2 separate regions of the Homo sapiens genome follow, and region 1 is linked to region 2. The links are chromatin loops, found by intact Hi-C in ENCODE. Cell type or tissue: transverse colon. All regions are shown on one strand. Each heading gives the region's core, and the rest is flanking DNA. Links, peaks and the distances in the headings are about the cores only.

The links. Peaks named below come from ENCODE experiments on the same cell type or tissue, not always from the same donor. Only the 100,000 strongest peaks of a DNase experiment are listed, where the experiment ranks them.
Region 1: it touches region 2 in a loop (5-fold over the local background); 25 of 110 quality-filtered maps call a loop at or near these places.

What each region holds. Positions count from the first base shown.
Region 1 is chr2:131,521,511-131,532,988 of GRCh38, forward strand. CCDC74A (coiled-coil domain containing 74A) reads left to right here and starts at 6,378. Exons shown (of 8, transcript NM_001258306.3): 1 at 6,378-6,710; 2 at 8,137-8,181; 3 at 9,267-9,317; 4 at 10,154-10,292; 5 at 11,079-11,271; 6 at 11,354-11,427. The coding sequence starts at 6,461. It also overlaps the pseudogene SMPD4BP. RefSeq lists enhancers at 74-798, 6,517-6,566, 7,846-7,895 and silencers at 6,237-6,316, 6,387-6,466. In transverse colon, for the core only: no CTCF peak of the experiment used is centred there; a DNase peak (open chromatin) is centred at 6,281; H3K4me3 peaks cover 2,035 bases; H3K27ac peaks cover 1,400 bases.
Region 2 is chr2:131,407,745-131,419,222 of GRCh38, forward strand. LINC01120 (long intergenic non-protein coding RNA 1120) reads left to right here. Exons shown (of 3, transcript NR_036499.1): 3 at 101-484. Among named protein-coding and RNA genes, the nearest start is that of LINC01120, 11 kb to the left of the region's middle. RefSeq lists a silencer at 6,137-6,383. In transverse colon, for the core only: a CTCF peak has its summit at 5,602 (motif pointing right); no DNase peak of the experiment used is centred there; H3K27me3 peaks cover 4,751 bases.

The DNA of each region.
Region 1 (11,478 bases), core at 1,399-9,398, 110 kb after region 2:
CCTGTGACCAAAAATGAAGCTTGTAACGACCATGGATCTGAATAAACATGTCCTTGCTTCTGAGTCTTCTGGCACCTGGGCTCAGTCTCTAGGAGGTTCACCTATACAGAGTCCCTGAGCACACGGGGGCTGCAGAAACAACTGTTGGGCACCCTGTCGGCCCCTCCCCCCAGTGTCCACAGGCCTGGGCCTCTGGCTTCCTATGCTTTCCTCTCTCAGAGGCACAGTAGACTTTGCCCTGTCTTTACAAAAGATTCAAAAAGTTAGGCATGGTGGTTCACATGTGTGGTCCCAGCTACTTGGGACGCTGAGTTTGGAGGATCGTCAGGGTCCAGGAGATCAAGGCTGTAGTGAGCCTTCATCACGCCACTATACTCCAGCCTGGGTGACAGAGTGAGACCCTGTTCTCAAAGAAAAGCTGACCACCGGGAACATGTGCCGCCAAGTCTATGGCTTCCAGAAGCTCCAAGGATTGCGGGAGTTGCTGGGGGCTGAACTGTCTGGCCAGGAGTGGGGGGCAGGCAAAAACGCACTGAGAACCAAGAACAGCAAAGCTGAGTGAGGGGTCAGGGTCCTGGGGGCTGGGACCTGGACAGCGATGGCCACAAGGCCAGCTGGTGCTCAGTGGCTTCTGCCTGGGGAGCAAGGGCAGCAGCGGGCAGCTAGGTTCCAGCCACTTCCAGGTAGCAGGGTAGGGACCTCGCCAATAAAACGGGATTTAAATTTTGCCAAGAACTTTCACTGTAGAGAAAATGGGACTGCTGGGATGAGAGCAAAATGCAGTTGGTGGGGCCCGGCCAGGAGGCACTTGTGAGGGACTTCTGGGGAAAGACTGGAGTTGGAGCAACTCAGGGGAAGCAGTTCTGTCTGGGGCACAAGGAGGAGGGAGGCCAGGCTGGAGGCAGGAGCTCCTGCACATTCTCGTCTCCACCCCTGGATGCTTCCAGAGTGGTTTGGCCTAACTGCCACTGCCCCCGCCTCCTCAGCTCCTAGGATGCCCTTGACTTTTTGCCATTGGGCCACACTCCCCTGCTGACAGGCCAACTCCAGATGCTTTTCTGACCACGTGGCCCAGAGCCTCTGGCAGCGCAGCTTCAGGCTGTCCTGACACCACCCCTGCCCCTTGCACCTCCGCATCGTCCTCCTTGCCCCGAGGCAATCCCATTCCCTGGATCCCATTCGTGGCCCACTCCCACGATCTACCGCTAGGATATACCAGCGCCCCCGTGATCCGAGGTAAGTCAGATTCTGATCATCTTGTGCAAGCAACTCACAAGCAGAGGCCCTGTGCAGTCAGGAGAAATCTATACCTTTCCCCTTGGACATCCAAGAGCAAGTTAGATCCCCTAAAGGCCAGCTCTCACCAATAACCCTGACATTTCCAATATAAATGAGAGAGAACTCTCTGTTTTGAGACAAGGTCTTGCTATATTGCCCAGGCTGGAGTGCACTGCACCATGACAGCTCACTGCAGCCTCTTAACTCCTGGGCTTAAGCAATCCTTCCGCCTCAGCATCCCAAGTAGCCAGGACTACAGGCATGCGCCACCGCACCCTGCTAATTTTTAAATTTTTTTGTAGAGACGGGGTCTCACTGTGTTACCAGGCTGATCTTGAACTCCTGGGCTTAAGTGATGGGACCGCCTCCGCATCCTGAAGTGCTAGGGTTACAGGTGTGAGCCACCACGCTGGAGAGAGGCCTCTTATGTAGCCTTCACTGTAAAAATTAAGCTAGCTTCCCTTGACTCCCGAAGCCAGAATTCCTAGCATAATTTTCTCAAGTCACAAGGTGCCGAAATATATCTAATTATTTCCCAGTCAAGAATTCCTACTTTTGGCCAGGCGCAGTGGCTCACGCCTGTAATCCCAGCACTTTAGGAGGCTGAGGCAGGAAGATCACCTGACGTCAGGAGTTTGAGACCAGCCTGGCCAACATGGTGAAATCCCATCTCTACTAAAAATACAAAAATTAGCTAGTGTGGTGGCGCATGCCTCTAATCTCAGCTACTTGGGAGGCTGAGGCAGGAAAATCGCTTGAACCTGGGATGTAGAGGTTGCAGTAAGCCGAGATCGCACCACTGTACTCCAGCCTGGGTGACAGAGACTCCCTCTCAAAAAATAAATAAAAAATAAAAGTGATAAATTGGCAGCTGGCGCCAGGGACAGGCCATTTCTTGATGGGCCACACCTATTTCACTAAAGTGTTAATTGAATGCAGATTCCAGGGAGAATCAACTTCCCAGGCATGTGCATTAAGAGACAAAGTAGTGGAGTATGACCTTCCAGGGGCACCCCACCCGAAAACCTCAGATGGGCATGCATACAGTTTCCTAAACACACTGCATGTGTTTAGGAACTCCCAAGGGTAAGGAGGGTACTGTACATGTGGGCAGCCCACCCTATGGGAAGGATCATGGGAAAGGGGCTAGTCTAGAAAGTCCTAGGATCAAGGTTAAACACCACACTTGACTTTCATGTGCCCACTTAGGTCTCTTCCAAGCATACTTTCCTTTCTTTCCTGTTCTAAAGCCTTTTAAAATACACTTCCACTCCTGCTCTGAAACTTGCTTTGGTCTCTTTTTCTGCCTTATGCTCCTCAGTCGAATTCCTTCTTCTGAGGAACCAAGAATTGTGGTTGCTGAAGACCCATCCGGATTCACTGCCAGTGACTTGGACACCTTCCACTGCTAACACTATTAACTCGGACACCTTCCACTGCTAACACAATAACACTGGGTTATTGTGTTTATTTGGAGAGTAAGTATGGTTTAAGGAGATGTGTATGGGTGCCAGGTTGACAAGGGGTGGACTTTTGATGGTTAATTCTATATGTCAACTTGTCTGGGCCACTGGATGCACTCATATCTGGTTACACATTATTTCCTGGCAGGTCTGTAAGGGTGTTTTCAGAAGAAAGTGGCATTTAAATTGGTGGTGCAAGCAGCCATGCATACATTTCTGCAGTAGCTTCCCTATAGCTTGCAGGAACCAGAGCGGGCAATAAGAGCCCCATCCTCCAAATACTGGGGATCTGTGCTCTGATTGATGATGGCTGCTGTTGATTGTGAAAATGCAGACAAAGAGGCAGGCAGCCACTGCTGCAATCTCCACTGCTATGTTTGCAACGTCCCTCCTCAACCCTCACTGCCTCCCTGGGTACACACCTTCCAGGAGGTTTTTATGGATCAGCACCTCCTCCTGCCTTCATTTTTCTTTTCTCCTTCTTGGGAACCAGATGTTTAGGACTAGGACATTCAAAAGCAACCACATACCAGGCACAGTGGCTCATACCTGTAATTTCAACACTTCTGGAGGCTGAGGGAGGAAGAGAGCCTCAGTCCAGGAGTTTGAGACCAGTCTGGGCAACATAGTAAGACAAAAAAAAAAAAAAAAAAAAAAAAATTAGCCAGGCATGGTGGTGTGTGCCTGTAATCCCAGTTACTAGGGAAGCTGAGGCAGGAGGATGACTTGAGCCCAGGAGTTCCAGGCTGCAAGTGAGCTATAATCGCACCACTGCACTCCTGCCTGGATGAATTTCTCTCCACTCAGGATATCCTCCCTCCCAGCAGTAATATTGCTACCATTCATTCCAGCTGTCCATAAACCATAATTACTGAATACATGTTGCCATAATTTTTTTGAGCAAACTGTCATCTGTTAAAAAAAAATAAAGATTATATTTTATCTTAATTTATTCCTTCTCTAATGCACTTCCCTTTTTTTAGATCCAAATTTCCTATATCATTTTCCTTCTTTTTTTGAAACAAGGTCTCTCTGTGTTGTCCAAGCTGGAGTGCAGTGGTGCAATCATGGCTCGCTGCATCTCAGCCTTCTCAGTAGCTGGGACTGCAGGTGTGCACCACCATGCAGGCAAATTTTTTAGTTCTTTGTGGAGACAGGGTCTGGCTATATTGCCCAGGCTGGTCTCCAACTCTTGGGCTCAAGAGATGCTCCTGCTTTGGCCTCTCAAAGTGCTGGGATTACAGGCATCAGCCATGCACCTGACTTTTCATTTCTGTTGTGTTTTTGACTTCTTACATTTTCTTTTAGTTTTTTGAGACAGAATCTCACTCTGTTGCTCGGGATGGAGTGCAGTGGCAGGATCCCAGCTTGCTGGAAACTCCACCTCCTGAGTTCAAGCAATTCTTCGGCCTCGGCCTCCTGAGTAGTTGGGATTACAGATATAAACCACTATGCCTGCCTTTTTTTTTTTTTTTTTTTTTTTTTGAGATGGAGTCTTGTTCTGTCGCCCAGGCTGGAGTGCAGTGGTACCATCTTGGCTCACTGCAAGCTCCGCCTCCCGGGTTCACGCCATTCTCCTACCTCAGCTTCCCGAGTAGCTGGGACCACAGGCGCCCACCACCATGCCCGGCTAATTTTTTGTATTTTTAGTAGAGATGGGGTTTCACCGTGTTAGCCAGGATGGTCTCGATCTCCTGACCTCGTGATCCGCCCGCCTCGGCCTCCAAATAATTTTTGTATTTTTAGTAGAGATGGGTTTTCACCATGTTGCCCAGGCTGGTCTTGAACTCCTGACCTCAAGTGATTCACCCACCTCAGCCTCCCAAAATGTTGGGATTAGAGGTGTGAGCCACTGTGCTTGGCCAACTTCTCGCATTTTCTTTTCTTTTTTTTCCTTTTTTTTTTTTTTTTCTGAGATGGAGTCTTACTCTGTTGCCCAGGCTTGAAGGCAGTGGCATGATCTCAGCTCACTGCAACCTCCACCTCCTGGATTCAAGCAATCCTCCCACCTTAGCCTCCCAAGTAGCTGGAATTACAGGTGCATGCCACCACGCTAGCTAATTTTTGTATTTTTTAGTAGAGATGGGATATCACCATGTTGGCCAGGCTGGTCTTGAACTCCTGACCTCAAATGATCTGCCCAACTTGGCCTCCCAAAGTGCTGGGATTACAGACATGAGCCACCCTGCCTGGCCTTCACATTTTCTTTAGATTATTTCTTAGAATGTCTACTTCTCTGTTCCCATTATCAGTCTGTAATCTCATGTTGTCCACTTTTTCCATTAGAGCCCTTAGCATATTAATCATAGTTGTATTCCATTTCTTGGTCTGATAATTCCAACATCTCTGCCATATTTAAGTCTGGCTCTGATGTTTGCTGTGTCTTCAAACTGTGTTGTTTTTTATTATGCCTTGCAAGTTTTTGTTGAGGGCTGGTCGTGCTCAACCAGTAAATGGACTTTCTGTGTGAAGTTTTATGTTGGTCTGGTTAGGGGTTGCGCCATGTGTTCTGTTTGTTAACTGGAGGTGTCAGAGGCTTAAACCTCCTCTAGTGTCTTAGTTTTTGTCTCCCTGTTGCCTTTACGGTTTCCTAGAGATTTCTTGAATAAGCTCTGAGATGAGCAGTTCTTTCACTTGTATCCCCTGTTATTATACAGGAGCCCCGCTGATGTGGCAGTAAGATGTGGGGAAAGGAGAGCCAGAGCAGGCTGGGGTTAGCTATGTTCCCTTCCTCCAGGTTTGCTGGTATCTGGCAAAATTATGATTGGCCTGGCTGTGATTTTTTTTTTTTTTTTGAGGGCAGGCCTTGTAAAAAAAATAAGACTTCTTTTTATTTTTATTATTTTTAAATTTATTTATTTATTTATTTATTTTTTGAGACACAGTCTCACCCTGTCACCCAGGCTGGAGTGCAATGGCGCGATCTTGGCTCACTGCAACCTCCACCTCCTGGGTTCAAGTGATTCTCCTGCCTCAGCCTCCGGAGTAGCTGGGATTACAGGTGTGAGCCACCGCGCCCAGCCTCTTATTTTTAGGCAGCATCTCACTCTGTCACTTAGGCTGGAGTTCAGTGGTGCCATCATAGCTCACTGCAGCCTCGACCTCTGGGGTTCCAGCAATCCTCCCGCCTTAGCCTCCCGAGCAGTTGGGACTACAGGCGCAAGACACCATGCCCGGGTTTTTTTTCTTTTAATTTTTTAGAGACGGGGTCTCACTTTCCATTCAGGCTGGAAAGGATGCCTGGATGCCTTTTATTATTATTTTTTTAGACAGAGTCTCTGTCGTCCAGATTGGAGTGCAGCGGTGCGATCTCGACTCACTGCAACCTCTGCCTCCCGGTTCAAGCTATTCTCCTGCCTCAGCCTCCAGAGTAGCTGGGATTACTGGCTCCCGCCACTACACCCGGCTACATTTTGTATTTTTAGTAGAGTTGGGGTTTCGCCATGTTGGTCAGGCTGGTCACGAACTCCTGACCTCAAATGATCCGTCCGCCTCGGCCTCCCAAACTTCGGGGATTACAGGCGTGAGCCCCGGCGCCCAGCCCTGGATGCCTTGTAAATCACTACTCACCCAGGAAGAGCCAGCGACAGGCCCCGCCCCCGCCAACCGCCTCGCGCCTTCCGTCGCCCGGTTTCCATGGTGACGGGGCGCCAGGCTAGGGCGGCCTGGCCACTGAGCCGGGGTGCAGTGGCAGCGGGAGAGTACCTGGCGATGGCGATATGAGCGGTGCGGGGGTGGCGGCTGGGACGCGGCCCCCCAGCTCGCCGACCCCGGGCTCTCGGCGCCGGCGCCAGCGCCCCTCTGTGGGCGTCCAGTCCTTGAGGCCGCAGAGCCCGCAGCTCAGGCAGAGCGACCCGCAGAAACGGAACCTGGACCTGGAGAAAAGCCTGCAGTTCCTGCAGCAGCAGCACTCGGAGATGCTGGCCAAGCTCCATGAGGAGATCGAGCATCTGAAGCGGGAAAACAAGGGTGAGCCGGCGCGGGGCCCTAGGCCGGCCCTGCCTCCCCAGGCACACTCAACACTGCCGCTCCCGCAGCACAGAAACACAGCCATCAACTCCAGCACACGCCTGGGCTCAGGGGGAACACAGGACGGTAAGCCCGCCCTGCCACGCTGAGCTGTCCCCTCCTCCCAGAGGGAGACCCGCGTGGCCCCCGGGCAGTGCCGACCCTGTCTGCCTGTCTCGTAGGGCAGCAGCATTTCAGATGCTGACTCCGCCAATCCTCTCCTCTCCAAGCAGGGTCAGACACACCTCTGTTAAAAACTTTATAGAGGGGCCCGGGCGCGGCGGCTCACGCCTGTAATTCCAGCACTTTGGGAGGCCGAGACGGGCGGATCACGAGGTCAGGAGATCGAGACCATCCTGGCTAACACGGTGAAATCTCGTCTCTACTAAAAATACAAAACAATTAGCTAGGCGTGGTGGTGGGCGTCTGTAGTCCCAGCTACTCGGGAGGCTGAAGCAGGAGAATGGCGTGAACCCGGGAGGCGGAGCTTGCAGTGAGCCGAGATCTTGCGACTGCACTCCAGCCTCGGTGACAGAGCGAGACTCCGTCTCAAAAAAACAAAAACAAAAACTTTATACAGGGAAACGTGCCCAAGTGCGAGTGCGCAGCTCAATGAATTTCTTCCAGCTAAACACATCGGATCAGGAGCAGGCATTCCCCCGCCCCCCACCCCGTCCCCGCTTCGCCTGTGCCCATGCTGTCCTCCGGCGGGGCCTTCCCAACTGCACCCTTAGCTGCTCCTCACCCCCACGCCCCCCTTTCTCCCTCCCTCCTCCCCCACCCCTCCTGCCCCGAGCAGAAGGAGGGCCCGCCAGGATGTGGGATGTGGCTCCGCTCCTCGATCTTGCTTCAGGAGGGCTCCAGCAAGGGCACCAGTGCCCGCGGCCTCCTCTCCCGCCCCGTTCCCTGGTGCTGCCTTACCTGAGTGCCGAGTATCCCATCACCAGGCGTCTGTTTTGTCAGGACCCCGCTTCCCCATGTCTTCTTGAGCCTCAGGACGCCCAGTTCCTAATGTCTTCTTGAGCCTCCCCCGCAGTCCCTGATCCCCACGGGATCATGACACTGCCATAGCCAGGGGTTCCGGAGTTCACCTCTGTACCCCTAAAGCCCAGGCCCTGCCTGGGCAGTGTGGATGCCCTCCAGTCATCTCAGATGGATGAGGCCGATATGCCCGGTGGGCTCTGCCTAGGGAACAGGCAGGGCCATTCCTGGCCTGACACCCACGACGAAGGCGTGGTGGAGAGCGGGATCCATGGGGCAGGGCCCAATCAGCCAGTGGGGGGGCAGGACTTTTGGGCTCAGCAGCCAGGAGAGGACAGGCCAGGCTTCTTCTCTCAGAATAGCTGTGGTTTCACAAGTGCTGAGGAGAGCGTGTGCTTGCTTTCAGATCTCCATTACAAGCTCATAATGAATCAGACATCACAGAAGAAAGGTGAGAACTGGGCCCTTCAGTGACTGATGGGATGCTCTTGCCACCCAGGGGAGCCCCTCCAGACTGTCCTTGCCCACCTGGCTGCACTGGCCCCTGTATGCCAACCCAGTGGGTACAGGTTCTGGGGGACCTGGACAGATGCCGCTACCTCTAGCCGTGGCTGGACGATGTTATGCAGCCAAGCACAGCACGTGCTGCTCTCGGGAAGCCCAGGGCCTGAGGTCATTGCAGTGGGGAGGTGGGCACAGGGTGCTCCCCAGACCTCCCTCCTCCAAGTAGAGCTGAAATGGGAAGGAACCCCTGGGACAGCCCCTGCCCTGCTAGATCTTTGCCTCAGATTGCTGCTGTGGCCAGGCCCAGGATTTCCAGCCCTATGGCTCTGAGTCCTCACATGCTGGGGGCCCAGGGGCTCTGGACACACTCCATCCAGGGATCCCTTCCTGCCATCTGGGCAGCAACCATGGGGACAAAGGGAGGAAGCAGAGTCCTGTTTCCTTGCCACTTGTCCAAGGCACTTCCCCATCCTGACAGCGGCCCCCACCCAGCCCAGGATCCTGGGCTGTGGTCTCAAGCTCACTTCCCATTATCTTTGGGGCTGGGGCTGACATCAGGAGGACATCTGACTGGTGGATGGAGCCAGCCTGGGAACATCGCAGCTGGGGCAGTGCCTAGGGCTCTCCCTTCCCAGGGAGACATGGAGAAGGGGGTTGAGGGAGGGCCCTTCCCTAGCCGCTGTGGCAACTCCAGTGAGCTGTTCTGGGCAAAGTGTGGCCCAAGTCGGCAGCCCCAGCCCTGCAGTGCTGGGGACGCTGACAGGACACGGGAAGAGGCCATGCTTTCCCTCGGGACCTGCTGTTCCATGTGTCCCAAGCCCTCCTGCTTTCCAGATGGCCCCTCAGGAAACCACCTTTCCAGGGCCTCTGCTCCCTTGGGCGCTCGCTGGGTCTGCATCAACGGAGTGTGGGTAGAGCCGGGAGGACCCAGCCCTGCCAGGCTGAAGGAGGGCTCCTCACGGACACACAGGCCAGGAGGCAAGCGTGGGCGTCTTGCGGGCGGTAGCGCCGACACTGTGCGCTCTCCTGCAGACAGCCTCTCCATGTCAAGCTTCCAGTCTGTCAAGTCCATCTCTAATTCAGGTGAGCAGGCTGGCGTCCATGTGCTCACAGGGGTGAGTGCCCCACGGGGACCCCAGCCTGGGTGGCCTCTAGGGGTGCTGACCAGGCGCCCTCTGCTGGGCCAAGCTCCAGGATTTGGGGATGAAGGTGCAGCTGAAAAGAGCCCTGCAAGCTGAAGCCACCGGGAGGGGATTAAGGGGGGGTGGGCAGGACCAGGGACCAGTCACAGGGCAGTAAGGCCTCACAGCAGGCACCCCAGGGCGGGGCAGCAAGCAGGCAGGAGGGGCCTCCCCGGGTGGCCTTCTAGGGAGGATGTACCCTGGCTGCCCAGCAGCAGCCCTGCTTGGCCGTGTCCCTGCCACAAGCAGGCAGGACACAGGAGGGATGGCACTGCCCACGGAGCCCTGGGCTCATGGCACCTTCTGCAGAGTGAGCCGGGAGCAGAGAGCCTCTTTTCCCCACTCTGTGAGGCCGGGCATTTTCCTCAGCCCTGCCCTAACCCCCACCATTCCTGTGATGGGCCCAGGTGCTAGACGGGCCTTGTCCTTGCCGAGGAAACCCATGCAGGCTGGGTCCCAAGCCTCTCATGCAGTTTCATTTTACCCAAGATGGGGCCAGCTTCCACTATGTTGATTGTTCTAGAGTGTTCACAGGCACCACCCATGGGCTTCACCCTCAGAACCACATTGATTCCCCCCAGAACCCTCCAAGGCAGGCTTCCCTTTACAGAGGAGGAAACTGAGGCAGGGACAGGGGCTTCTTGGGTACACACAGCTGTTCCTGGAAAACTTGGGCGGTGACTGTTGGTGCCTGCAGTGACCGGCCTTGTAGGGTCTGACTTGCAGCCAACTCTCAAGGCAAGGCCAGGCCCCAGCCCGGCTCCTTCAACAAGCAAGATTCAAAAGCTGACGTCTCCCAGAAGGCGGACCTGGAAGAGGAGCCCCTACTTCACAACAGCAAGCTGGACAAAGTTCCTGGGGTACAAGGGCAGGCCAGGTAAGGCTTGGGTGTTCCTGGGGTGCAAGGGCAGGCCAGGTAAGTCTTGCCTGCACCCTAAGGGCCCCATGACTACATTTACTAGGCTCACGCCCTGCAGTCAGCCAACTGCTCTGCCCCTAGCTCCAGGGGCCTGTCTCCTGGGCTCATGATAGCAGATGACGGCCACGCTCTACCCATCGGTGGGCGCTGTCTTCCTCCCTTCCCCTGGGGGTCCTGCAGAGTACCTGTGCTGACCTGAGCCCACGAGGGGGGCCAGTAGCAGCCCCTAAACCACTTCCTCAGAGAAAAGTAAAGTAATATTCTTACCAAGAGAAGGCTTGCTGCCCCTGGCCACAGCCTGCCTTTGGAGGGCACTAGGCCAGCAGGTCAGAGTAGGAACAGGTTCTGGTGATCCCTGAGTTTGCGGGACTGCCCTGAGATGCTACAGAGTGCACACTTTCAGCAGCGCAACCAGCAGGACAGGCTCCTGCATCTGCACATCCCAAGACCAGGCCTGGAGCAAGATGCCCCACTGGGTGTGGGGTCACGATCAAGAGCAGCCTGGCAGCTAGCTGGTCACCCACTGAAGCCCATCTGACCCTTAGGGCACCTTCAGAGGGGAGAAAGGGACAGGCCCCAGTCCCAGAGACCCCCACCTGGTGCCCAGAGCACCCTGCTCAGTGGGAGAGGGGAACCAGGCCCTCTTCCCCACATTGGCCTGGGCGCTGCCTGGGGAGGTATGCTGGGTGGGTGGTTAGACGCACCTGGGCAGGTCACCTCTGGCTGCTGCAATGACTGTTTCAGAAAGGAGAAAGCAGAGGCCTCTAATGCAGGAGCTGCCTGTATGGGGAACAGCCAGCACCAGGGCAGGCAGATGGGGGCGGGGGCACACCCCCCAATGATCCTGCCCCTTCCCCTGCGAAAGCCCACCACACTTAGGCAGTGCGAAGTGCTCATCCGCGAGCTGTGGAATACCAACCTCCTGCAGACCCAAGAGGTGAGGCCCTGGGTGGTGGGGGTGGCCCTGGGCAGTCTGGCACCGCCACAGGCCCCACCATGCCCCTGCCCCTGCCTTTCAGCTGCGGCACCTCAAGTCCCTCCTGGAAGGGAGCCAGAGGCCCCAGGCAGCCCCGGAGGAAGCTAGCTTTCCCAGGTGAGTGCCTGGTGCACCCCTGCCCCATCCCTGGGGTCCTATCCACAGCTC
Region 2 (11,478 bases), core at 1,045-9,044:
GAGCATTTTCCTCAGGAGAAATGTGTTCTTGAAAATAGTGTTGACTGTGCAACCAAAATCATTTTGAAAATCTTACACAAACTCTTGGGCCTTTCCACAGGTGTCTTCTATGCTTTATTTGGGAGCCATTGCCTTGAGCGTTATTTCCCAGATGGTTTTCTAATGTCACCAACTGAAGAAAAGACCCATGCACACAGGACACAGCATGATCTGATGCTCACAGCGTTTTCCTTCCTCTCTGAAAACGGACTCAGCGATTCTGGCAAGCGGTACTTACTCTGAGATCACCCGTTTGCTAAGGAAAAATCTTAGTACTGAGAAAGGTGACACTTTCCTCCCTGCTTTTGCTGGAGAGACACTTTGGTTATGAGTTATTTCTAGCATAACACAGTTTATTTCAGAAGTCCAGCTCAATAGCAGACCAAGGCATGAACAACACATGAAAATTTATGTTGGGAAAATATATATTGTATGTCTGCTTGAACTGTGGGTTCTTGATTAATACAAAACTGGTTGATGAAGGTTGTTACCTTCAGGAAAATGCAAATCTAGTGGAGGGACAAAACTCACAGTAACAGTATTTCATCATAGCCACCATGAGGCAGTACATTATGAAGCATGTCAGTGATGAATTACTGGCAGGCTGGTCTGTCATTGAAGCTACACTCTGTTTCTAGCTTCTGTTGCTTCTGCTGTCTCTCTCCTAACATCTGCATATTCCTCCACTTTGTGGTGGAGGAAGCATTAGGGCTGATATAGGGGATTTCCAGTGAGTGTATAATTCAGTGCAGAATTGGCAGGAATATATTCCATGGTTAGGAGCTGGAGAAAGTAAGAAATAAAAATAGACCTTGAAGAATGGGTAGGATTTTCAAAATCAGAGATAAAGACGCAAGAAAGAGAATTCAGTTTTTCAAGTTTCTAAGCAATCATATTTACATGCATAGACATTTTGCTGGTTTCTGTCTTACTAATGTATACTACACTGTGTCTAATCACTCTGAGGGCTGGTATTTCGGGTCTGTTCCAGACACTCAGGAATCATTTGTTCAGCTTGTTCTATATGCTGGAAACTGTTGCAGGGATGGATATATGCAGTCCTTGTCCCAAAGCAGCTTATGACTCCAAGAGCAAGGGATAGAATATGAACATGTGTCTTTGGGTTACTTCTAGGGGTAAGAATGAGTTCTGTGGGCAGATGCATACAGGAAGTGGGGAGAGGGAGAATGAGATACAAACTATCCAGGCAGGAGGCATTGCAGTAATCAAAGTGAACTATGAGAGAAGCCTGGGGTGTTGTAAAAAGAAAGAAACTTTGTCATAAGTGGAATGATCAGACAAGTCTTAGAAGGCTGTATTGCAGCCACAGTTCTGACTGGCTACCAATCAGAAGAAGAGGGAAATGAGAACTCTTCTTGGCTTGAGTACCTGAGTAAAGGATCTAACCATTCCCAGACAGGCGGCCCACAAGAGAGAAGCAGGTTAGAAGGAAATACCACGAGTTGTGTTTTGGTCATGTTAGGTAGAGGACATTTGAATGCAGAGTAAGTCAAACTCTTAGGGCAGGGGAGTCAAGAATGCTCCATTGCAGTGGTGTCAGCAAAATGGCAGGGAAGGCAGCTCTAAGCTCCCATCCTTCCATAGGAATGTTGAATAAACAACCAGACACTGTCAGAACCAACTTTGTGAGAACCGGGAAAATAATCAAAGGTGTACGGCAACTAAAAGAATGCTGGATCAACACAAAGGAAACTTAAAAATGATATGAAAGCTGTGTGGCATTTTTGCTTGTCCCACAAGTCCAGCTTGGTGATAGTCTTGAAGACGGCAGGCTGGATTCCCCAGGCTGGGACCCTTATCCCTGGTTCCAGAGAGGAGAGCAGATCTGATTCACAAATGATTATGCTTGTCTGTTTTAATCTTTCCAGAGGCTGTCTGAAGAAGGTATTCATCATCTCTGTTTTACCTGACCCAGAAACCATTCTGCTAGGAAAAACAGTGGGCATTGCTTGAAAACAGTGTTCTGTGGTTGAAAAACCCACAGTCACCTTGGGCTGGTGGGAATGTAAAATGGCGCCTCTTCTGGATCATCGTTTGGCAGTTTCTCAAAAGGTCAAACGTAGAATCACTATTTGATCCAACAATTCTACTCCTAGGTATATCCCCAAAAGAATTGAAAACAAGGATGCAAACATATGCGTGTACACTAATGTTTATAGAAAAAATATTCACAATAATCAAAAGGCAGAAACAACCCAAGTGTCCAATAACAGAAGAATGAATAAACAGTGTGATATAAACATAAATGGAATATCTAGCCATGAAAAGGAATTAAGTATTGATACATACTGCAACATGGATGAGTCTTGAAAACATTTTGCTAAATGAAACGTCAGACACAGAACACATATTGATGCTTTCACTTATATTAGGTACATAGAACAGGCAATTATAGAGATAAAAAGTAAATAAACAGCTTGGGGCTGAAGGAAGGGTGAAATTATAAGTTATTGCTTAATGAGTATAGAGTTTTAAGTTGATGAAATATTTTGGAGATAGTTTGTGGTGATGGTTGCAAACCACGTAAATGTCATTAATACCATTGATTTGTACACTTAAATTGCTGAAATTGCAAATTTTATACACACAACCCTGACATATTGCCAGGATTAAAAAAATAGTAACAAAAATAGTGAAATAAGGAAGAATGATTTCCTAGACAAGCACGAAAATCCCTTGTAAGCTAAGTCTACAAAGCCCTCTCCAAAATGATGCAAAATTAAGCTACTTTTACATTTTTAAAAGAAAATGCATGTAATCTTAACATCAAAACCCTTAACTAAAGTAAGCATTTCTGATCGGAGTGTAAATTAGTTCAACCATTGTGGAAGACAGTGTGGCAATTCCTCAGAGACCTAGAACCAGAAATATCATTTGACCCAGCAATCCCATTACTGGGTAGATACCCAAAGGAATATAAATCCTTCTATTATAAAGATACATGCAGGTGTATGTTCATGGCAGAACTATTCACAATAGCAAGACGTGGAATCAACCCAAATGCCCATCAGTGACAGATGAGATAAAGAAAATGTGGTACCTATACACCATGGACTACTATGCAGCCATTTGCAGGGACATGGATGGCATTGGAAGCCGTTACCCTTAGCAACTAATGCAGTAACAGAAAACCAAACACCGCATGTTCTCACTTATAAGTGGGAACTGAACGATGAGAACACATGGACATATGCGAGGGGAACAACACACACTGGGGCCTGTCAGGAGATTGGGCAAAGGAGAGCATCAGGAAGAATAGCTAATGGATGCTGGGCTCAATACCTAGGTGATGGGATGATCTGTGCAGCAAACCAACCCGACACACATTGACCTGTGTACCCTGCACATCCTGCACATTTGTACCCCTAAACTTAAAAGTTGAAGAAAACAGGCCGGGCGCGGTGGCTCACGCCTGTAATCCCAGCACTTTGGGAGCCCGAAGCAGGTGGATCACGAGGTCCAGAGATCGAGACCATCCTGGCTAACACGGTGAAACCCCGTCTCTACTAAAAAGAAAAATACAAAAAATTAGCCAGGCGTGGTGGTGTCGGGTGCCTGTAGTTCCAGCTACTCAGGAGGCTGAGGCAGGAGAATGGTGTGAACCCGGGAGGCGGAGCTTGCAGTGAGCCGAGATGGCACCACTACACTCCAGCCTGGGCGACAGAGCGAGACTCCGTCTGAAAAAAAAATTTTTTTTGAAGAAAAAAGTAAGCCTCTAATAAAGCTCTTAAAGAGATATTTTAAAATAAAGGAATTTTTTTAAACAAAATATAACAATAACAGCAAGCTCCCTAATCTCTTTCCTGGGCATCTCTGACCTGAGAGTCCTGCTGAACCCCCAGCTGCTCCCCCAGGCCACCCCACAGCCCCCTTAACACTCCAGCCTGTCCGTCATGTTCAGAAGGAGCTGCTCAATCAGTCCTGGTGTCTTTCTCAGCCCCTTCCAATTCTCTTTCTCACCTTTGGCCTAACCAGCAGTTCTGAATCCTGGAATGAGTTGGGTAGAAAGCTGTGCTTGCTCACAAGTTACTGTTTTTGACCCTGTCACAAATGTTTGTTCATTATGTAAATGTTCTGTGACTGCTTACTTGCTCAATCAGGCTGTCTATAGATAAAGAAAAAGGCCCATCTCCCTGTTCTGATTTGTGTGCAAAACTCCCAATATGGAAACTGGTAACTGCTTACTTAGAGATTAATATACAGCACTGTCATTTATTTTATTATGCAATCTTTATTTTTCTAGAACTTTGAGAAGATAACACATAAGTTCATATTAACATATAATCAAAAGACTTAATGTATATAAATGCACACAACATGCAACAAGATAATTCGGGGAGGAGCATGGAATGTGGAGAAGAAGACAATAGGAGAGATCAAATAAAGCCAGGAGTAGAGTTAAATACAAATGCATATACTGCCTATTTAAAATGGGTCGAAATTTTGACTCTAAACTTTCTTGCAGAAAACTCTGAAAAGCTGGCATATACATTTATATAATTTGCAAGCTGCAGGACAATGCAGGCTGTGTGCCTAACTCCCTGATGGTAAGATAATGCAGATGTCCCCAGTGATAGGAGGTAGTAAGCCAATTTTGTTTTTGTTTTCTCTCTAACGATGTATTCTGAATGACGTTTTCTGCAGTGGCATGCTCTTAAGCCCATAGCTAGAGTAATATGCACTTCCCAGCATGTTAGCTGTGACACCCTCCTTTCCATTCCACTCAGGAGAACGTACTGGATTACAGACGAGTGAGAATAATGTTGAATGATTAACTTTCTTAAGTAATTTCTTAACTCTAACATTAATAAAATTAAGACTTACAGCCGGGTGCAGTGGCTCACTCCTATAATCCCAGCACTTTGAAAGGCCAAGGCAGGCAGATCACCGGAGATCGGGAGTTCGAGACCAGCCTGACCAACATGGAGAAACCTTGTCTCTACTAAAAAAAAAAACAAAATTAGCCGGGCATGGTGGAGGCTGAGGCAGGAGAATCACTTGAACCCAGGAGGCGGAGGTTGCAGTGAGCCAAGATCGCACCATTGCACTCTAGCCTGGGCAACAAGAGCCAAACTCCATCTCAAAAAAAAAAAAAAGACCCACAAACTTTGATCCTTCAGCATTAGTAACAGATTACTCTAATATTTTCATATTCCAACATAATGTTTGAGAAACATAATGTTTGTGAACAGCGTTAAATTATACAAAATCTAGTTATGTACATGGGAGTTATCAGTAAGGATATTTCTCAGTTTTTTTCCAGAATGCATTAAAAAAAAAGTAAATCAATTATTGGCTTCCTTTAGATTGTGTAGAGAAATAAGTACAGTAAATATCTCACTTCCCACACTTCCTTAACCTTCCCTGCTCCTGCAGGCTGAATATTATTATCTGCTGCTTTACATGGCCTGATAGTATTTGGGTATTAACAATATGATTGTGCACTGCTATTGCCTCAAGAGTGGTCCGGCTCTTTGAATGCGTTGGAAAAAACAAACAAAAACTCTCTTGAACGTGATACTGTATTTCACCAGCAGAGGGCAAGCTACACTCAGTTGTGCCTATATGTGACGAATTCTGTACAAAGATTTCGTACACAAGCCATAAAGGCCATTTCTTTCTAATTGAAGTAAGTAGCCAGAAATCTAATAATATCTAAAGAGATCGATCCGATTAAGCTTTAATTTGAGTTCATCTTGGTCTCAAGGGGATTGAATTTAGTGGGTGGAACACAGCAACAAAGAGGCAGACATGCAAGGACTGGGGTTGGCAGTACCTGGAAATATCTTCTTCCCCCTGGGGAAGAAAGATTTTAAAAGGCTGGAAAGTCACCTGGGCCTCAGCTTAGTGGGCTGGTCTTGAAATTTAGCTGGACTTTAGGCAGTAAAATCATGTCCTGGACCATTGTGGCTGAGGCAAGTAAAGACTGAAAAATCAGTGGAAAAACTTGGAGCTTGGGGCTGAGAACTGTCAAGAGATGAGATACCCATTTGGTGGGATGTGGGTCTGAATTCAGGGACAGGCTCAATAAGTAGGCAATGGGACCCCTGTGCAGGAAGCGCCTCTATCCCAACAGCCAAACAGATTAGGAGGATTTTGCTGGGATGAGGTCAATGTCTGCATGAATTCCCCCAGACAGAACAGTCTCTAGTACTGGCTCAGTCATGCACCTTGACCCTAAAGCCAGAGTCTGATGGCCCCACTCAGTCCCTCCAGCCCTGTTCCATGACAGGACACACAAAGCATTCTTGATTCAAGCCTAATGCTCTCCAGCACCTTCCTGGCATGCCCTGTGGAAAATGGACAGATTTTATAAAATATGCTGTCCTCTATTTGCAGCCCTCTAGCTGGACTGTCGTGGCCCCCTTTCTGCACACTGAAGGGGATCTCTGACACTGACACCTGTCGGTACTATGTCTCAACCTGCTGACCCATTGGAAGCTACTTTGGATGACCGCCAAAGTGGGACATTTTATGCTTTCCAAAAAGGGAGAAAATTGACTCAGGAATTGTCCACATGATTTTCAGCTCCTGAAATAATTCAATGACATAATAAATATTTTAAATGATTAGAGTTATTATGAAAATGTTAATGAACTTTAAAAATCCATCAGTTTGAATTAACAATGTTATTTTAGATTTCTTTTGGCACCATGATGAAATTTTATTTATAATACCATTTTTTTGGCTTAAGGTCTTTACATCTTGTTATATTATTCAAGTTCTCATAATTTTATGAAATTTAGAAATAGTTCTCCGATTATGAATCCTCTCTGTTAGCTAAATTTAATTGTTAGTATAGTATATTCTTTTCCCTTTTCTTTTCTTTCTTTCTTTTCTTTCTTTTTTTTTTTTTTTTTTTTTGAGATGGAGTTTTGCTCTTGTTGCCCAGGCTGGAGTGCAATGGCGCGATCTCGGCTCACTGCAACTTCCGCCTCCCAGGTCTGAGTGATTCTCCTGCTTCAGCCTCCTGAGTAGCTGGGATTACAGGTGTGTGCCACAACGCCTGGCTAATTTTTTGTATTTTTAATAAAGACAGGGTTTCTCCATGTTGGCCAGGCTGGTCTTGAACTCCTCACCTCAGGTGATCCACCTTCCTCGGCCTCCCAAAGTGCTGAGATTACAAGAGTGAGCCATTGTGCCTGGCTTCTTTTCCCTTTTCATACTACATCATTAAAGTGAGCCATACTGGCCACTATAAAGTAGTTCTCATTGAGATACTGCAGGTGCATGTTTTGGTTATAAAATTGTTCTCATATAAATATCACAACTAATATATTAGACCTATGCTGTAAAGGCAAAATTATACACTATGGCTTTGTTCTTGCCATTAATTACCTTTTTGAAAATATTTTATTACATTCTAGTGGAAAAAGATTTCTCTCAGGTAGCAGAGCAAATAAATACTGTAAGATCTATAGTGTGATCAACGTATTCTGTCTTCAATAAATTTGAAATAAAAAAGACATGAAAAGGCATGAAGACAAAAGTCCAAGGTTTAGGGATTAAATTGTGTGTGGCTGCCAATTACAGAAATTAACGGAGACATTTTGTTGCTTGACACTACTTTATAGATTGTGCTAGAAAACGTAGTGGTCAAATTTTAATGTTTTTATGATTGTCATACTGTGATGACTGTGAGAATGAGAATCACAACCTCCAACTACAGGACAGGAGCCATAATTGACAAGGGTTCTGTTATATCCCTGCACTCTGAAATTCATTGCCACCTTTGCAGCAAGACCACTCTACCTATGGGTTGCTCCCAGTCAGTGACTGAGCACACCAAGATACTTAGAGCTGCCCCTGGTAGATGAGGGATTCCTTTGACAGATGACTGGCTCAAGACTCCCAAACAGCCTTGCCAAACCTTCTTTGACATTGCGGCAATCCGGAATGCTTCCACCCAGCATTCCTTCTCTCTTCCCTGTCTCCTTCACTCATGGTGGACATCCATTGTGCTCTGATAGCTCTCCCAGCCCTACCCAGATCCGCCCCCCATTCTCTCTCATGGGCATTTTGCACATTTAATTCTGTTTTGGCATTTGCTTCTCCGAGGACCCAGGTGAAAACACATATGATCAAGGGTATAGTTTTCAAGTTAGCATGTCTAAATGACTTTAAACCAAACTACATTCTATATGTATCTCTGATAATATTTTTGTAGTATCTGATAATTATAAAAGCAACACATGTTCATTAGACAAAATACAGAAAACATGTAAGCCTTGCACTTTTTTATGCCAATGTTTTTTATGATCTTGAGTATTCAATAATGGCGGAAATTTATTTGTGTCACAGAAACCTGTCTTACCCTGGCATGTCTTGGGAACCACATTTAAAAGTCGGTTTTCATAAATTATTGGTAAAATAAACTCATACATCTACACTATGCAACTGTGCAATATAAACATACTGTTACGTTTCTTTATATGGAGAAATTTTCATGCTGCCTTACTAAGTTTAAACACTAAAACAGAAAGAAAGCCTGGGAGGATTCACACCAAAATGCTAACTTTGACATTTTGAGTAGCTACTTTGGGATTTGCGGTCTTTTTGTTTTATTTGCTTGCTTATCTCTGTTGTTTGAATAATAAAGGCGGATATTTCATTGCTATCCTAGGCTTAAGCATCTTCTTTAGGGTAGTTTAAAGTAGATACTCTTATCTTGGGTGCTTCATTCATCTGGAGAACATGGCATGCTTCCTTATCAGTTAAGTCACAAATTTGACAATTAACTGATATTGTTGGTTGACATGTCTTTGATTATGATGTAATACATATTTCAGGGAAAAATGCTTTTCAAAAGTATTTTCCATTAGGAAATATCATTAGTATTAGCGTATATCAGACTATAACAAGAAACAGAAATTTCATTATCCCATTGCTCTTTTTATGATGCTAAATAAGTAGTCCCCCTAGCAGCCCAGATTTATGTTACCAAAAAATCAGTACACTTTGGTTTGTCAAATTAAAATTCAGAAGACTCGAGGGCCCAGATCTGTCTCTAACTATGTGCGAGAAGTCAGATGAACTTTCACACAGCCTTTCTCCAACAAGCGAGATTGTAACTTCTGAGGTCTCATTCAACCGTTTCCTTCCATGATTCCAAATAACTATTTTTGCTTTTTGAATTGGTGATAATAGCAGATAGAAACTTGTGGTAAAAATGGGCCCTTCGGCCGGGTGTGGTGGCTTACGCCTGTAATCCCAGCACTTTGGGAGGCCAAGGTGGGCAGATTACAAGATCAGGAGTTCAAGACCAGCCTGGCCAACATGGTGAAACCCCGTCTCTACTAAAAATACAAAACTTAGCTGGGCATGGTGATGCGTGCCTGCAATCCCAGCTACTCAGGAGGCTGAGGCAGGAGAATTGCTTGAACAGGGACCTGGGAGGCAGAGGTTGCGGTGAGCCAAGATTGTGCCACTGTACTCCAGCCTGGGCTACAGAGTGAGACTCTGTCTCAAAAAAAACAAAAAACAAAAAACTGCCCTTCTTTTTCACTCAGGGACAGGTTCCCCCAACAGGAAACACCCTCAAGCTAGTACAAGTCCAGGGGTTTTGTTGTAAGAATAGAATAATTTTATAGGTATCCAAGGAAAGAAACCAAAAGTATGGTCAGTCTGCATTTGTTTAGAACTGGAAAGTAAAAGCTAAGACTATTTCTGTAGGTTCTCATGTATCTTAAAAGGAGGCAAGGCAGAGAAGATCTATTGGCAGCTCTGCTATTAATTCTTCAGTTTCTCTAGTTAACCAGTTACATTATTATTAAGTAATAATAATAATTATTAAGTGTGATTATTATTGTGATTTATATTATTATTAAGTGGGATTATTATTAAGTGTGAGTCATTAAAAAATAGAGGAGGTTGCATAGGCATTTCCGGCAGTTAAGAAATCAATCATCTATCCATCCATCCATTTAGCTATATACTTTGAGATGCTCAAATCACTCATTTTCCCAGCTGCCAGCAGTGTTGGAAGTGCTGAGAATGTTGTTAGCTGATGGCTCACAGATGAAGGGAGGCAGCTTGCCCAAGGTGGTCACCAGTTCCAACTTTAAATGTATAACAAATATGGGGAGGGAGAAACAATCTTAGGGGTTGAAAGTCAGCATTTCCATACACCGATGGTCCAAGCATTCTGGGGCATAATTGACAACATGATGAATAATTTTCCTTGCTGAGCATACTCCTTGGCCCAACAATGCTATTTAAACCAACTTATCCCAAGGCACTAATGAAGGATGTGCACAGATGTTTGGCTATTGAGATGTTTATTCAGTGTGGTCAGTGAAGAAATAAACTAAGTATCCAAGAGCAAAGGGTTTGTTGAGTAATGCCTACTATGGAATATAACACAGCTGTTAGAAATGAGGTGGTATCCACCTTCTTGACATGAAAACTGATCTCAATAAGGACCGAGTGAAGGAGGCAGGTTAGGAAACACATGTATAGTAGGCTCCTAATTTTATTTGTTCAAATCATTTTAGAAGTGCGTAAGAAACACTTGGAGAATTATATGTCAAAATACTAACAGTGATTACCTCTGTGTAGTGGTGAGTGGGATTAGATAGGATTTTAATTCCTCTTGACATTGTGCGTTTATTGAATGCTTTATAGAGAATACATGCTTACTGTGTTAGCAAAAGGCCAATATATATATTTTTTTGAGATGGAGTTTCGCTTGTGTTGCCCAGGCTGGAGTGCAATGGCATGATCTCAGCTCACTGCAACCTCCGCCTCCCGGGTTCAAGTGATTCTCCTGCCTCAGCTCTCCAAGTAGCTGGGATTACAGGTACCCACCACCACACCCGGCTAATTTTGTATTTTTGGTAGAGACGGGGTTTCTCCATGTTGGTCAGGCTGGTCTCGAACTCCTGACCTCAGGTGAGCTGCCTGCCTCGGCCTCCCAAAGTGCTGCGATTACAGGTGTGAGCCACCGCGCCTGGCTGGCTATTCTTATACTTGAGAGTTGGCCGACTAATTAGTACCTGAGTCCTAATGGGACAAAGTCACTTTCTGGTGCTGCTCAAAACGGTGTTGACAAGAAGAATCATGATCATGAAATGAAAGAATGTCTACCATGGCAGGGTAACCAGGAAACAGGAATCCAGACACTTCTGTCTCTCTTTTATTTATTTTTCTTTGTTATTATTTTAGTTTTTAGAGTTTCTGGCTAAAAACAGAGCAGAAATCTTTGTAAAACACACACACACATATACACACAAACACATTATAATTTTCCATATGCTACTTCTCTAGATTTTTCAAAAATCCCCTCTCATCACAAAAATCCTTCTGCAGACCGTAAACACATGAAGATCTTTTAAACATTCATTCCACTGGCTTTCCTCCTTAGAAGCATTATATTTTCCATCACATTTTAAAACACTAACATTGTAACAACAGAATTCA